2 separate regions of the Mus musculus genome follow, and region 2 is linked to region 1. Evidence: chromatin loops called from intact Hi-C (ENCODE). Cell type or tissue: left cerebral cortex. All regions are shown on one strand.

Region 1 (8,000 bases):
GACGGACGGACCTAGCTGCTGTTTGAAAGGGAAAAGGTTAACTGTTGTGCTCAAAGACTCGGTGCCGAGGGATTCTGTGAATAACAGCTGTTAATGTTTAAAGTTACTTCCATTTATGATAACACAGAATGAATATGGGTTTTATGTGCAGGAAGGAACCATCACAGTTCACTTTTTGAAATCTTGTGAAACCACGCTAGTAACCCGCTAAACCACAGCCCAGCAGTGGCTGCCGCTGCGCAGCACCGTTCTGCCTGTCTGCTCCCTCTCTCCCGCTTCACCTTTGCACACTAATTATATACTTTATGTTTACCTGACATTATGCAATTTGTAGGCTTAGCAGAGCTTAGCCATTCTAGGTAAGCCTCATTCTCTAGAATAAACTTTCCCCTTGGAGAAAAATATTTTTGTTGTTATGATAAAAAAAAAAGCTCCATAAACTGGCAAAAATCTATTTTGAGATTTTTTTTCCAAAGAAATTAAATTTCAAAATTGCTGAGATGTTAAGTAATGAATAAAATAAAGGGATTAATAATTCATTCGTGTATTAATAAATATTTCAGCACTAAATGGAGCCCTGGTAAATGCACATTAATATCTTAGTAAGTGAAATTCTTTGAATGTTTTCTATATTTTAATTTAATGTATTTAGTATTGACCATGGATCTATAGAAAGGAGGTTTAACAAAAGTCACTAATAAATATGAAAAGGAAACTTTGAGTGGTTTGAATAAATGAACATGGTCACAGTGTAAGACATTTGAAGGCAAGGATAGCTACCAATCACATCCTCAATGCGAGTGCTTTTTACTAATCAGGATTCTTCTTCCTTGAGATTTGCTAAGAAGCATTCCGAATCAGTGCTGTTCCAATGGAGTTGTAGCTTCTCAGTAGATGTGTCTTCAAATGTATGCTTTCAACTAATTCTAATTTCACTATTTAAATATTAGCCATAACTTTGGGGACTGTGCGCACGCGTGTGTGTATTGGTGGTTATGTATGTGTGTATGTGCCTTTTTATGTGTTTATATTTTGCTTATTGGTGTTTTGAATTTTTTAAAACAATTATTCATTGTGCAGCTGTGTGTGCACACACATGTGCCAGGGTTTGCTTGGAGGTCGGAGGACAGACACCTTGTGGGAGTTGCCTATCACCACGTGGATCCAGACATGGCTTGGTCTCAGGCACCTCTAGTCTTTGGGCTATCTTGCTGGCAATTTAGTTTTCTTTGACAAAGGATCTCACTATGCAGCCCAGGCTCGCCTTGAACTCACAATCCTCCTGCTCAAGCCTCCAGAGTGTTAGGATAATGAGCCAGCATGTGGCAGCAGTACATCTTGCCTTTATTGTGCAAACTAAAACCATATTGGAACAGAGGCCCGAGGTCACACCCTGCTCAGTTGTGGCTCTAGTGATGTCACACCGAGGACCTGTAACCTTCTGCTTTATGCGTACACTGCAGAAGATGGCCTCTGGAAAGTGTCATGTAGCACCATTGTCATTTTTGTACCAATAACACTGTTCTTTCCTCACACTGTACATGTTAGTGTTACTCAGGTCGGTTGTGGGGACCAGAAACACCCTGAACACTGCTAATGTCCCTCCGGGGCACAAGGTCACCTCCCAAGGGCCACCAGCTCTATAATAATGTTTTCTACAAGGATCTTGAACTTAAGAGACCTAAAGTAGAAAAGTCCCAAGAATCAATACTTCATTCATTCATTTACTTACTAACTCATCCATCCATTGTCTTACTCATTCATTCATCAATCCCAGATCATTCACTCATTCACCACACCTTCAAAATACTCTTTGGGCCGGGTGTGGTTGTACATGACTTTAATATCAGCATTTGGGAGGCAGAGGCAGGCGGATCTCTGTGATCTATAGCCTGGTCTACGTAGCGAGTTTCAAGAGACCCAGGGCCACTTTGAGAGATGCAATCTTAAAAAAAGAAAAAAAAAACTCTAGGATCTCATGGACTCATTCACCCAGGCACAAATATTCACATACACCCATATGGACACACCTTTAATCCCAGCACGTGGGAGGCAGAGGCAGGAGGAGTTCTGAGTTCGAGGCCAGCCTGGTCTACAGAGTGAGATCCAGGACAGCCAGGGCTACACAGAGAAACCCTGCCTCGAAGGAAAAAAAAAAAAAAAAAAAAAGGAAACACATTCATCTCATTAGTATGCAAATTGGCTTTAATCTTTAATAATTGATAAAATTAAATGTCTATCGAAGAGTTGTTTCAAAGAAAAGTTTTAAATTTATTTTTTGAAAATTCCATACATAAGTACTGCGTTTACATTATATCTGCTCCACTCTCCCCCCGCTCCCATCTCCAACTTCTCCTCTACCCACGCCCACTCCCTCAGTCTCATGCTTCAGGATATATATGATCTCTAAGCTTCCTGCTCCTGCCGCCACGCCTGCCACTTGCTGCTGTGTCTCCCTGAGAAAATGGTCTCTTCTTTCTTTCTCTCTTCCTTCATTTGCTTTTGGTCTTGATGCGTTACCACAGTAACAGAAAAGTCACCACTATATTCTATATCGCAAAACACCGTAGACAGCATCTAAGGACAGACACCAAAGATTGTCTTCTGGTGCCTGTGCGTGTGCACCATGTGCGTGCACATAAATACGCACACGCATCGAATGTAGGTGCTCGGAGTCCTTCAGTACCAAATATTCAGCCAAGATTTCATTCTTTATATGAAAATAAACAGTCATCTCATTGGTATGCAAATGTGCTTTAATCATTGACAGATGTTAAAACTACACGCCTATCAAATTATTCCTAAGTAATGTTTTTAATTTACTTTTTAAGAATTTTGTTCATGAGTACTGTGCTTACATCATCTCTGCCCTGCCTCTCCAACTTCTTCTGTATCTACTCCCCCTCCCTCTCAAGTTTATGACTTCGTTTTCTATAATTATTATTGTTAGACACACACACACACACACACACACACACACGCATGCACACATAGCGTTGCTGCTATGCATGTGTGTTTAGGGCTGGTCCCTGGGATTGGGTAACTCCCTAGAGGTTCATGCCTGGAGAAAACTGATTCTCTCTTTCAACATCCATTGACTCGATCACCTGTACATCATAATCTGGGGGCGGGGCCAGGTATTTTCCCAATCTTATTGGAAAGTTGACTGGTGTTGTCGTTACATCTTGTTTAGGTGACCATGCAGTCAAGATTCCTGGTAGCAGCATCCCTGCCATGTCTAGAAGATACTATCTCACGGCAGATATTTTGGTCTTCTGTCTTGACAGGAGTTCTAGGCTGTTGTCCACACCGTTTCCCGAGCTGTAGGCCTTGGGGTTATGTTGTTCAAGGGCTGATCAGGGCTGAGCATCCCCGTCACGTGTTCTCCACATACATTTTGACCAGTTGGATAACTCTGCAGTGGCTCTAAATGAATTTCTTCGTGAATTATTATCAGTAGATGTTTGATTAGCTTGCCTATTTTATATGCTGCACACCAGGATTATGCATACTTTTTTTTTTTTTTTAGACAGAAGGGGGTTGCAAGAGTCAAAGCTTAAGAAGCTCGGGTCTGGACCCGGGCTGCCTTACTCAGAAGAGCACACACCACCAAATGCATCCTGAGAAGCCTCAGCTCCCTGAGGTGTGGTGGCCATTAAGGCATACTTGTCTATTACATCCTGCACATGCCCATCGACATCATAACTATGCTGATTTGCAACCACAGCCTTCTGGGAACACAGCTATGATGGACTCCAAGCTTCCTTTGTCCTCTATAGATCACTGTGAGGGCAATAGTGTCTTATTCGTCCTCTGTGCATCCCCAGATCACGGTCTGGGTAAATGTAAAAGACATTTGCATGAAGTCTTTTAAAATTTAAAATTTTTATCACAATCTGTTTGGCCTTAGCTCTCTTTATGACCTAATTAATCCAGGATGGAGCTGGTTCCTCCTAGTAGTCAGATAACTCAGCCAGTTAGTGTCTTCCATTGTGACACATTCCTGGCTGGAGGGAGGAGGGAGGCAAGAGACTAACTTTCCAAACCCCGGAGAATGGAGACTTACAAGGTCCTCAAGGCCTCTGCCCAAGGATAGAGGCAGTAACAGTTGCTGCAAAAGTTAAACAACTGAGGCAGAGTTGCCTGGAGGAGCTGCTCCAAGCTGTCTGGCCACTGCTTGGCAGGGAGAGCTCCAGGGGTGCAGCTTTCATGATATGTCACCTTTCTGGGTGGCCTTTTAAGGGTTGTAGCTGTCAAGCAGTCCAGTCAAACACCTAGGTGTAACTCATTCGTTTTCCAAGTTGACTTGGCTAGAATCATTCCTTGGGCCTGGCGTTGTTTCCCTACCTGGGGATGTTTGTGTTGTGTCTCCTCAGGAAAGTACTATACAACATCAGTTTAAGGATCACTTCCTTAAGGATAGTTTCCCAGATAAGGTCACTGTTACCATGCTAGTCCCAGAGAAGTCTCAGGTCTCTATGGCAATGTTTATTCCTTTATTTATACAATCTCTGAGTCCTGTCGTAGCCAGCAAGCACCAAGAGGGCTAGACATGAAGATCTCGGCTTTGGTACGGCACTTCAGCACACCCTCAATAAAGTTTCAGGAATAAAAGAATTTTGATTAATAGCATTGGCGAGCCTGATCTTTCCTTTCCTCTAACCCTCCACTGGCTTCACAGTGGTCACAGTTGGCAAACTGCTGGCTTTTTTTTTTTTTGTTGTTTTGAAAGCACCGTGTATTTCTGTCTACTGTGTGGACATGGTGTCTTGGTGAAGAGCAGTCAGGATGCTTGTCCCACGTGCGTGCGCATGCCCATGCAACAGCGTGCTCTCTCACTCTCTGCCCTTCAACTTCAGTAGGAGTGTGCCATGCTCTCTAGCGAAGTAGGAACTCAGATGCTCTGAGTTCTTTTCCTAATTTGGAGGAACCACTAGAGGGGGCAGTGACATTCTCTGTTGCATGTGGATTGTAGGATAATGGGGTCAGATGGGTCTGTCTGACTTCTCCCACTTACACAGCAAGAACAGAGAGCAAGAAAGAGGAAAGGGTTTCCCAAAGGCTACAGAGTTAGACAAAACCAAGACTAGAGCAACGACTTTCGCTTCCCCGCTCCGGCTTCCATGAGCAGCACAGTCTCCTGCTCCCAGACATTGGAGGAGTCCTATAGGCTACCTGGATGTGGACCATGTGGGACAAAGCTGGTTAACTCATCCAGAATTCCCTGGGCTGCCAATGTTTTCATCCAAGTTTATTTATTAGTGGTCCGAGAATATGAGCATGTGTGCTGGAGGGAGGGAAACCACGTGGCAATGGAAGTAGCGCTGAGCCCCTGCACTTCCTATAAATGAGATGCAACTGATAACAATGGCTACTGCTCTGTTCTCGTTGGTGCTACTTTTTGCACCCCCCACCCCCGGCCAGTGTCTACCCCTCCCTACCACTTACAGAGGCATGGGCCAGTGGCAGGTGCTGGCTAACCAACTCCTCCCTGGCAGAGTGATGGTTTAGGGGAGGGTATCAACTTCAGGTGAATGTATGAGGGGCCTCAGTGGAGTCTCAGAACTTGGAATCTTCCTGCCGCCATCTCCCAAGTGCTAGGATTACAGGTATATGCCCGAATGCCCACATGGGAAGTCTTGCTTAAAAAGCAGATAAGAGAGTTCTGGAAAGACCCAGAGAGAAGGTCCAGGCAGAGAACAGAGCTCCAGGTCCAATCCTCTCACCCTGGTGTCTGAAGTGCCCCTCACAGTCTTTGAGTTGCTCTGAGTTGTTCCTCAAAGATCATTTGACTTGGATCTTTGAAACTCACAACGAAGAATTTTGGTGCAATTCTAAAGCTTGTTAGAACTTACCAGAACTAGCTCTGAAACCGAGTGGATGGGCTGTTTGGAGTCACTGGGAATAGGGGATCATTTTCCTTCTCCATACGGCTGTTAGGATGAAGACACGACTCAATCTCTTAAGAACAGCAGTTGAAGATGCAGACCAATCAGCTCTCTGCATTTCCCGTCTGTCATCTGTCTTTGCTCAGTCAGGAAGGACGAGTTACCAGTGAGGCCAAGGGCACACTCTTGTGACTCAGTGACTTCTGCTCTGCCTATAGCACAGGCTTTACTCTTAAGCACCATGCTGTTTTGCAGCTCGTCCCCTGAGTGGTGTGCCAGTATGGCTCATCTGTATGGGCAGCACTGGGTAGTTAGAAGTGCCGTGCTGACCTCAGGGAACGGCGTTCAAGCACCAGCTCTGACCTTCTCTGAACCATCATACATCTCTGGGCCTCGACTTAATCAGCTTAAAACTACAGTATTTGAACAGCATGATCCTAAGATACCCTCTGGCCTTAAAGTTATATCATCACCAAAGAACAGTTCAGTATATATTTTGAGACCAGCATGTTGATCTAACTGACCTTGCTCCCACTCCCCAATTGTGCTTAATTTCACCGTTCTTCTTGCCAGTGCCCAAGGCTAGCAGCGCCTTTCACTATCTTTCAAATAATCTCTGATTCAGGCACAAAAGTGCAGGCTGGCCCTCCCTCCTTAACAAATCATTTGTTACCCTGAGGCTTGAACGTACGCTATGGCACGGAGGAGGACGAATGCCTCTTTCAGTGATATTAATTACTGTGAAGTAGCAATTCTGTACTTCAGGGCCTAGGAGGAAAGAGCTTTCCTCGCATTCTCACCTCTGCCTCCCAGACTCCCTCAACACATCCACCTCCCAGGCTGCGAAGAGCCAGGGTTGCTAGGAGACCTGTTCGACTGTGGAATAAAAAGGGAAGCAGATACTTCCTGGATGCCCCCATCTAGTTTTAAAAGACTGAGTTAAAGTACAAGTGGAGGTGGTTAGGGAAGGGAAGTGGGGGGGAGGGAACGGGAGATACACGTGAGAATCTGAAGTCATCCTTGCCAGGGCCAAGCTTGTCTTCAGAAAGCATGAGCTAAATCTATGCACCCCGGGTGGCAGAGCCCGGCATACGGTACGGTAGAGCCTGGCATAACTGGGTGGGGGGATGATCAATCAGACCCTGAGAGACTCATTTAGGATACAAAGTTGAGGGTCCTTTACAGAATGCTTGTGACTGTAGTTCAGTTGCTAGCATGGATGTAACCCTGGGTTCGAGCCCTAGCACTACATAAAAACTGAACATGGTGGTAACTCAAATGTAAGGCCACTCCACTCAGTAGGTGGAGGTAGGATGATCAGGAGTTCAAGGTCATCCTCAGATACACACCCAGTTAAAGGCCACCAGGGCTACATGGCACCTCTACCCCTTCCTCAACAAAGTGAGGTCTACCCCATGATCTCAGTTACTGTTCTGTTGCTCTAATAAGACAACCTGACAAAGGAGACGTAGGAAGACCTTATTTTGGTTCACAATTCCAAGGCATAGTCTATCCTGACAGGGGAGTCAAGGCAGCAGGAGCCTGAAGCAGCCGGTCACCTTTTATCCTTAGCCAGGAAGAAGAAAGCGATGAATGCTGATGTTGAGTTCATGTCCTACTCTTCATACAGTCAAGGATCCCAGACCAGAGGATGGTTCCGCTCACAGTGCCCAAGTGATGCTACAACTCTTCCAGTTGACAGCTGAATTTGACAGTACTCTCATGCTATTGGTGGGTTTTCTGGACACGGTATCTGGCACATGTGCCAAGCTCAATAAACGGTCATCATTATTGTGCTTGTTATTGTTGTGATTGTCCTTGTAGGTATAGATTTTGTCTCTGTAAGTATTTTTAGTTGCCGTGGATTAAAAACTTTTTTTTTTTTTTAAAGACAGGGTCTGGCTATGTAGCCCCAAACTCCTGATTCTTCTACCTCAGCCTCCTGACCGGTAAGATGATAAATATGCCACCAAACAAACATTTTTACCATAGACCTTGTCATCATTTAATGTCCCTCTAAAAGCATATTGTACTATTCCTATACATGTCTAAAGCATACACTTAGAGTCTGTTTCTTTTACCCAACCCACAGGTACTATGATCTTCAATACT
Region 2 (8,000 bases), 270 kb after region 1:
GGCCCCTCCCTTCCCTGCACCTCTCGTCTGTGATTCTGCCTGGATGACAGTCACTCACTCTCCCCTCTTAATGCAACTGCAAGCTCTGTAGTGGTCGTGTTTGCACTCCCTGGGAACGAGCACATAGCAGCTGCTCAATAAACTGACTTGATTAAAATGAATTTCATTGAGGTATTTATTCATTGTGTGTTGGTAGTTTTGTTTTTTAAATCCATGTCTTGTCATGGAGCCATTTTGACACACACACAGCTTCCTAACACTGGAGTGCCACTTAACTGTGCTTTGGATCCTTCCCTTCGTTCTAGTAACACAGCGGACTTCATGCCACTGTTAGACTGCGGAAATCTCCCTTCTGTCTCCATCTGTGAATGGCTAACCTGCATCCACACTGGATTCACATTTAACTGACCCCACAGCTCCACACTAAAATGATCATCCTTTGAGGCACCAGTTATAGTTACACATATAGGGTAGCTCCTTACCGATTGCTGTAGAGGTCTATTAAAGAATCATCAGAGAAAAGCTTATAATCTATTGCTTATTTGTATTTGAGGCCTTTCCATTGATGGGCACTCCCCTGTCTGGCCTTTATCTCAGAGTCCTACACACTAGTTAAGGGCTATGGCTGCAGAATGTATGTGCACTGCACAGTGCTTTGCCCAGTGAAATTGGGGGCAAGTGTAAGGTAACTTGTATCTCATTTCTTGATTATTTGTTTTCTTTTTGAGAGTTAGCTTTTTTCCTATTTCCTTATATTTGAGCAGAAAATATGAGATGTTGTTAAGTATTTGACAGATTAGTTGTTGATAAGTTAAGGGACTTAAGCCATGTGATGTCATCCCAGGTCACTTTGCTTAAACTCCAGTCAGCCATCTTGGATGCTAGTTTATGTGCCAGCCTTGTAGTAAACCCTTGTTCTAAACTACAAAGGAGGGGCTGGAGAGATGGCTCAGTGCTTAAGAGCACCGACTGCTCTTCCAGAGGTCCTGAGTTCAGTTCCAGCACCCACATGGTAGCTCACAACCATCTGTAATGGGATCCGATGCCCTTTCCTTGTGTGTGTCTGAAGACAGCTACAGTGTACGCACATGCATAAAATAAATCTTTAAAAAAACTATAAATGATATACTTTGACTCATGTAAGTTGAAATTTAACTTGTATAAAGAATTTCCATAAATGTTGACCAAAAAAAAAAATGGTAGTATGTTTTCTCCAAAAAAAATATTATGTCCCACATTTAAATGCTTTATCTCTTTAATAAGCATAGTTTTCTAAACTAAAGGAATCATGAAATTGCTATTATTTTTACAATCAAAGTTAGTACTTTATCCAAATTGAAAATGATAAATATTAAAATTAAGTAATCAAAAAATAATTTTGACTTTTTATCCAAATATTTCTTTTAGATTGTATCTGCTGTACAGTATTGCCATCAAAAATGCATTGTTCACCGTGATCTTAAGGTAAGCTGCTGCTTTAAAAATTAAAATATTAATTATGAAAATATGTAATAATAACGGGGCTGGGGAGAAGGCTTGATGAATAAGGGCATTTGCTGTGCTAGCATGAAGAGGCTACTTACCCACTTCCTTTGTTTGATTCATAGCTCAACAACTCATCTTTATATTTAAAAAAAAATCACGTTCAACAACTGTGTGTTCAGTCCAGTCCAGGGGAGAGAGGATTCCCATCTATCCCTGGACAGAGACCTCAGCATTGCATGCTGGTCTCTTTGGGGGCAATGCGGTTACTTAGAGTTCCATCTAGACCAGCGGTTCTCAACCTGTGAGCTGTGACCCTCTGGAGGTCCAATGACCCTTTCACAGGGGTGACATATTAGATATCTGATGTTTACATTAGGATTCAGACAGTAGTAAAATCACAGTTATGAAGTTGCAATGAAAATAATTTTATGGTTGGGGTTCACCACAGCATGAGGAGCTGTATTAAAGGGCAGGTTAGGAACTAGGTATGTCCACCCTACTACAGATGGCCAAGGAGACTTAGGCCCTTATATCAGGAAGGCATTTGTTGTTGTTGTTGCTGCTGCTGTTTTATTTGTTCATTAGTTGGTTGGGTTTTTGGTTTCTCTTTCTTTCCTTCTTTCTTTTCTGTTTTTGTTTGGTGGTTGTTGTTGTTTTGGGGCAGGGGTTCGGATGGTTAGGGGCTTAGGGTTGGGAAGCTTTGGCTTGGGTTTGGGTTCGGGGTTTTTGAGACAGGATTTTACTGTGTGGCTAGCCCAGGCTGAGATTATAGGCATGTGCATGGCCTGGGCCAGTGTCCCCACAGGCCTCCCCACAGTTAACTCTTAACTCTGTTGACAGTTAACACTAGCCACCACTGCTGTAGTTAGACTCTTCACAAGTGTAGGAGAAGCTAGAACACCATAAAAGAAAATGAAGGAGCGGAGACCTGGAGGCAGGAGACACGTGGCAGGTCCTCCAGTGAAGCACAGGGTTCTCTGATTTCATCTCCGTCAGTTTCCCCCTTTGCGGACTCTGGCTGAGCACATCTACAAACCGACCTGTAGCTTTATTGGTCTATTTATTCGTCAGTTGGAAATAGAATTTGAAATGAAGCATTCACAAAGCAAGTGTTCATTAAGTTGCTTGTGTTTATAAAAGACATTTCCATTTTTTATCTTTGAGCAATTGTTTTAGAAGAGCCTCTCAAACATGGGAGCAGAGTCTCTGCTTCCTATAGAACGTGACTCTAGACAGGACTCTACTTTTAGAACAGCAAGCGTTGCTGAAAATAAAGTCTGTGGGAGCCAAACTGTTCCAGTTTGTTTCCTTTCACTAAGCATTCTGTCAGAGGGGATGTGGGGCTGAGTAAAGGAGTCGGAGGGCCTGCAGCAGTCGTTTTAGAAAGACCCTGGAGCTTAGCATCAACTACCTGTGAAAATGGTGCTCCCCTGGCTGAGTGTGGCTTAAGTCTGAGGCGAAGCAGTGATTTCAGTGTGTGTTCCTTACCTTAGGTTCTGGTAAGGTACAGTTCCAAGATGCCTCTTAGCAGAAAGTTAAAAACATTTAAAATAAACTTTGGGGGGGAAATGTGTTTATAGCTCCTATGAGCTTTCCTTTTTGAGTGTCAAAATTCAGACTTCCACAGATGTTGTTTGGACAGTTATGCACTGCAAAATTTAATGTTACATTTTAAAATGAGAGGCATGCCCAAGTGTGCTTAGAATCTGAAACAGGTATAGCATTTTTATTTTGTGTACGCTTTTTACATTGTCCTTTTTATTATTTTCCTCTTAGGCTGAAAACCTTCTCCTTGATGCTGATATGAATATTAAAATTGCTGACTTTGGTTTTAGCAATGAATTCACAGTGGGGAACAAATTGGACACATTCTGTGGAAGCCCGCCTTATGCTGCCCCCGAGCTTTTCCAAGGCAAGAAGTACGATGGGCCAGAAGTGGATGTGTGGAGTCTGGGCGTCATTCTCTACACGCTGGTCAGTGGCTCGCTGCCGTTTGATGGCCAGAATCTAAAGGTATATGCCTGTTTGGTGCCGACACCCCCTTCCGCAGGAGCGGTAATGTCAACTGCTACTTAACAAATACTTTCCTTCTTTGTCAAAGGAACTTCGGGAGCGAGTCCTTCGAGGGAAGTACCGCATCCCCTTCTACATGTCCACAGACTGTGAGAATCTCCTGAAGAAACTGTTAGTGCTGAATCCCATAAAGCGGGGCAGCCTGGAGGTGAGTGCGCGCTGTTCTGGGTGCGCGCTCAGAATGCAGTACAGATGTTGTAGGGCCAGCGCTCACCGAAGGGTTAGTTCTTCTTGGTTCTTTGGTGAGTCGTTAAAACTGGCACAATGGAGACAAAATTAACTTTTGAAGAGGATAAACCTAGTCTTTGTCAGAAACTACCTGGTCCAAAACAAAAAACCTTTAATGCTGGTTAAGGCTGACCAGATATTTGAAGGTTGAAAGTGACTGAAAATTCGAACCCAGTTAGTTCTTCACTCTCTGAAATCATGTGAAACCAAATAGAAGCTTGAATACAGAAACCTACAGATACGTGAGTAGAGCATACGGGCAGGTGCTGTCTACTTAGCACATGGCTGTGGCCCACACAGTCTATTCGGCACCAGTTTACATGGCCTGCTGCAGAACCAGCAGAGTTCTTGTAACCCAGATCCTTCCTTACACTGTAACTAAGATAACTCATCATCTTAAGCATTTTCCCTATCTGGGTTTTCTTCGGTATTTAAAATTTTGGGGTGTTTGCTCCCTTCCTTGTTTGCTTGTTTGTCTTTGAATGTATATTAGTGTTTGTATGTGTGTGAATTACATGCATGCAGTACCCTCAGAGGCCAGAAGAGGGTGATACATTCCCTAGATCTAGAGTTACAGATGGTTGTGAGCTGCCTTGTGAGTCTGGGAACTGAACCTTAGAAAAGTGCATTTAATCTAAGACATCCCTTCAGCCCCTTCGTTTGTCCTTAGGAATATTTTGACCTGAACTAAAAGAATGTCAGAGACTCAGTACTCATCTTGCCTTGGACTTTTAAAGTCTTCTCAGCTGCATTGGAAGCACAGGGAACTCCGAGAAGCCCTTAAGTGTTTAGGGTTTTTGTGGTTTTCCTCTGGAGGAGAAAAGGCATGCTAATGTTGCTGTCTGTAGTGAGCCCGCTTTTGTGTTACCATTCTTCTCAGCTTACTTCCAACCATTCATAGAAAAGCATGTGATCTCTCACAATTGAAAACCAGCCTCCTTAGATCTAAAAGACTGGCATTTCAGTAAAATGTCACCCTCCCGGTCCTGCTCTGGGGGCCACTTTTTTAAAAAAAGATTTACTTAAATCATGTATATGTGTGTTTGTGAGTGTGTACCAATGCTGGGAGAGGCTAGAGGTGGAGGTGGGATCCGCCTGTGTCAGGAAGCCCCTTCAGCTGCGTGTCAGTAACATTCCCAGAGGGGAAGCAGCAGTGCATAGGGCAGAGTAGAAGGAACAAAGTCCCTGGGAGACAGAGCTCACCCATCTCTGTGGACCCCTGATAAAGAGAACTGCTTCCCTCAAAGACGACTCATTCGCTGACCTTAATGTTGGCTAGACTAGCTAGCCAGATGTTTAGTCTTTCATTCCTGACATTAAAAGGATGAAAATGGTCTAGACCTCACGGTTTAGGCCGACAAAGCCAGCTCCTGAGCAGGAGGCGAGGATCCCGGCCGGCCTCAGAAACTGGAGTAGCAAGTTACTCAGCCCCTCCCCGTCATTGTCACTCTGTGGCCCTTGTAGATGCCCATAGCCAAGGGCTGCAGGGTCATTGCTTCAGACAGCATTGTGAAGAAATACCATGACCATGGCAACCCTTATAAAGGAAAACATTTAATTGGGGCTGGCTTACCAGTTCAGAGGTTCAGTCCATTATCATGGTGGGAAGAATGGTAGAAAGGGACTTTCTCACTTTAGATGTAGCTTGAGGAGAGTCCACCTCCAAAGTGACACACTTCCTTCAACCTAGGCCATACCTCCTAACAGTGCCACTCCCTATGGACACACATTCAAACACATGGGTCTGTGGAGGCCACATCTATTCAAACCCCCACAGGAAGATAGGACAGTGGCTAAGGCCAGGCTACCTCAGCTTATACATGTACCTATCTGCTCTCCAAAGTGCCCCGTGAGACCGGGACCCAGATGGCAGGGCCCGGATGGCAGCAGATGCAGCTGCAACTTCATTTTTATTCTATGTAATTTTAAAAATTTTATGTTTATGTGTGTGTTTTGCTTGCATGGATGTCTCTGCATCATGTGCTTGCCTGGTACCCATGGTAGCCAGCACTGGATCCCCTAGAACTGGAGTCATAGATGGTTGTGAGCCACTTGTGGGTTCTGGGGATCAAATGAATTCCTCCAGAATAGCTAGGACTCTTAACCACCTTGCCAGCCCTCTGTACCAGTTACAGTTAGTAAGCTTTACATTGTGTGAGTGTGTGTGTGTGTGTGTGTGTGTATGTGTGTGTGTGTGTGTGTGTTGGGGGGATCTGTAAACTGGTTTTTAAAACGGCTATTTCAAAACACTCCTCTATGTATAACATAGCTTTTTAGCCAGTAATAATTTTAGGGTGTAGTTTGCAGCATACTTTTTATAGGTCTTCTTTACATATTCCAGATACTATCTCCTTCCCTGGCTATAGCTGTTTTCTCTCATTCGGTGTTCTGTCTCCACAAGATTGTCTTTAACAACCCAGGGCAGGTGTGCACAGCATCAGGTTATTTGATTAGGATATGCACACCAATACCTGTTTTCACTTTGATGTCTACCTGATTTCTGATTCTAGACCTTAATTTTTACCACCATCCTTTCCCATATTCTTTAGTTACCTGGACAGAGCAGCCTAGATTTCCATCCCCAAGATCTTCTCTTTCTGGGGTGTGGGATTTTAAAATAAATACATGACCAGAAAAAATAAATTTTTATTTATCACATATACATATATATGTATATATATGTGTGTGTATATATATATATACATACACACACACACACACACACACACACACACACATATATACATGAAGCAAAAGTTAAAGTCAGGTTCTCATGATAAAACTTTGCGGTTTGGAAATATTCCTTTTGAAGCGATGTGAAAGGAGGATTATTTGAGCATTGCCTTGGTGAGAAGTGGATAATAGAGTTGTGATAAGATTGTGGGTGACTAGAGACCCACACCTCCTGTTAGACCATTAATTACGGTACATGGAGTAAGTTTATTTGAAAGTGTCACGTGATTCTTGTTGCGTGAACCAATGCACTTCACGTTTGAGGCGTGGGCCGAAATGTTGTAATTCACCAGACATGACCTAGCGTTTATTTCCTAGCAAATAATGAAAGACCGATGGATGAATGTTGGTCATGAGGAAGAAGAGCTAAAGCCGTACTCTGAGCCTGAGCTTGATCTCAGCGATGCAAAAAGAATAGGTAAGTAGCTAAGTCCTGTGCGAGGCGCGCTCGTGGCTACACGCGAAAGCGTCTGCTGGCACGCACTGTTTACATGTGTTGTTGCGGTAAATCTCCAACCCAAAGAAGCCCGGGCAGTGAAAACACAACACAGTTCATATGATTACATGCTGTGCGCCTAGATTGGCAGATCTACCGCTACACTACCATCTTCCACCTCTATGAGACCCCTTAGAACCTGCGGTTTCTCCAGGCCATGGGCTTCTGCTCTGCTTTCCTTCCTCCTCCTCTGTTGTCCTCTCCCCACCCCCTTTCTCTCCTAAAACCTTCAGCTCCACCTTCCCCTCTTTCTCTGCCCAAATCCACCACGCCCGGCTCCTTTATTTATAAATTAAGGTGGGAAGAAGGTTTATAGGAAATCACTTGAGTGCTGACTCATTCCTGTTCGCAGCCCCTCACAGGGAAACAGAATTAACATCAAATACAATTAGTCCCAGGGCTATCCACAGGACTTTAAAATTTAAAATTTAAAATATCCAACTTCCTTAGTTTGTTCTCATGTATATCTGTGATGCTGTTCAATGGTTGACAACTGTAACAAAAATTAAAATAAATTAGACAAATTTGTAACTCTTTCTTTCTGCACTCCCTCACTGGAAGAGTGGCCACTGTAACTATTAGCACCGAGCAGACTGAAAGGTCCAGCCAGGGTCAGGACTGGATTCTAAGCTCTGAGCACACTGCCTCACCATCTCTGCTCTCATTCCTCAGCCAAGCCGACCCTCCCTGCCCCCAGTCCTCATTAAGAACCTGGTGGGAACATTGTGGAAGTCAAGCCTTCAAAGAAAAGCTGGGAACTGCAGATGAGAAAGGAAGCAGGTTCTTGGTTGAGATGCTGGCCTCTCATGAGTGGCTGAGGCTGTGCTGAGAGAGAAAGAAGAGAGAGCGAGGCTTTGTGTGAGGTTTAGACATGCCAGCCTGTGTGGACAAAGCCAGCCAGCTCAGAGATGTCCCAAGATATGAAAAATATGCTTAATATATTAAATCTGTAACATAAATAATTCTGTACACACACAAAAATTAG

The links. Hi-C counts contacts between places; a loop is a spot of excess contacts. Peaks named below come from ENCODE experiments on the same cell type or tissue, not always from the same donor. Only the 100,000 strongest peaks of a DNase experiment are listed, where the experiment ranks them.
Region 2: it touches region 1 in a loop (2.8-fold over the local background); 2 of 42 quality-filtered maps call a loop at or near these places.

Annotation. Positions count from the first base shown.
Region 1 is chr1:185,184,499-185,192,498 of GRCm38, reverse strand. No RefSeq gene overlaps it. Among named protein-coding and RNA genes, the nearest start is that of Rab3gap2, 16 kb to the left of the region's middle. In left cerebral cortex, a CTCF peak has its summit at 4,944; DNase peaks (open chromatin) are centred at 2,393, 4,945, 6,258 and 6,783; H3K27ac peaks cover 1,313 bases.
Region 2 is chr1:184,915,016-184,923,015 of GRCm38, reverse strand. It overlaps Mark1 (MAP/microtubule affinity regulating kinase 1), which reads left to right. Exons shown (of 18, transcript NM_145515.2): 7 at 1,408-1,464; 8 at 3,262-3,498; 9 at 3,587-3,706; 10 at 6,838-6,937. Among named protein-coding and RNA genes, the nearest start is that of C130074G19Rik, 36 kb to the right of the region's middle. In left cerebral cortex, a CTCF peak has its summit at 4,316 (motif pointing right); DNase peaks (open chromatin) are centred at 2,469, 2,771, 3,402 and 4,331; H3K27ac peaks cover 2,057 bases.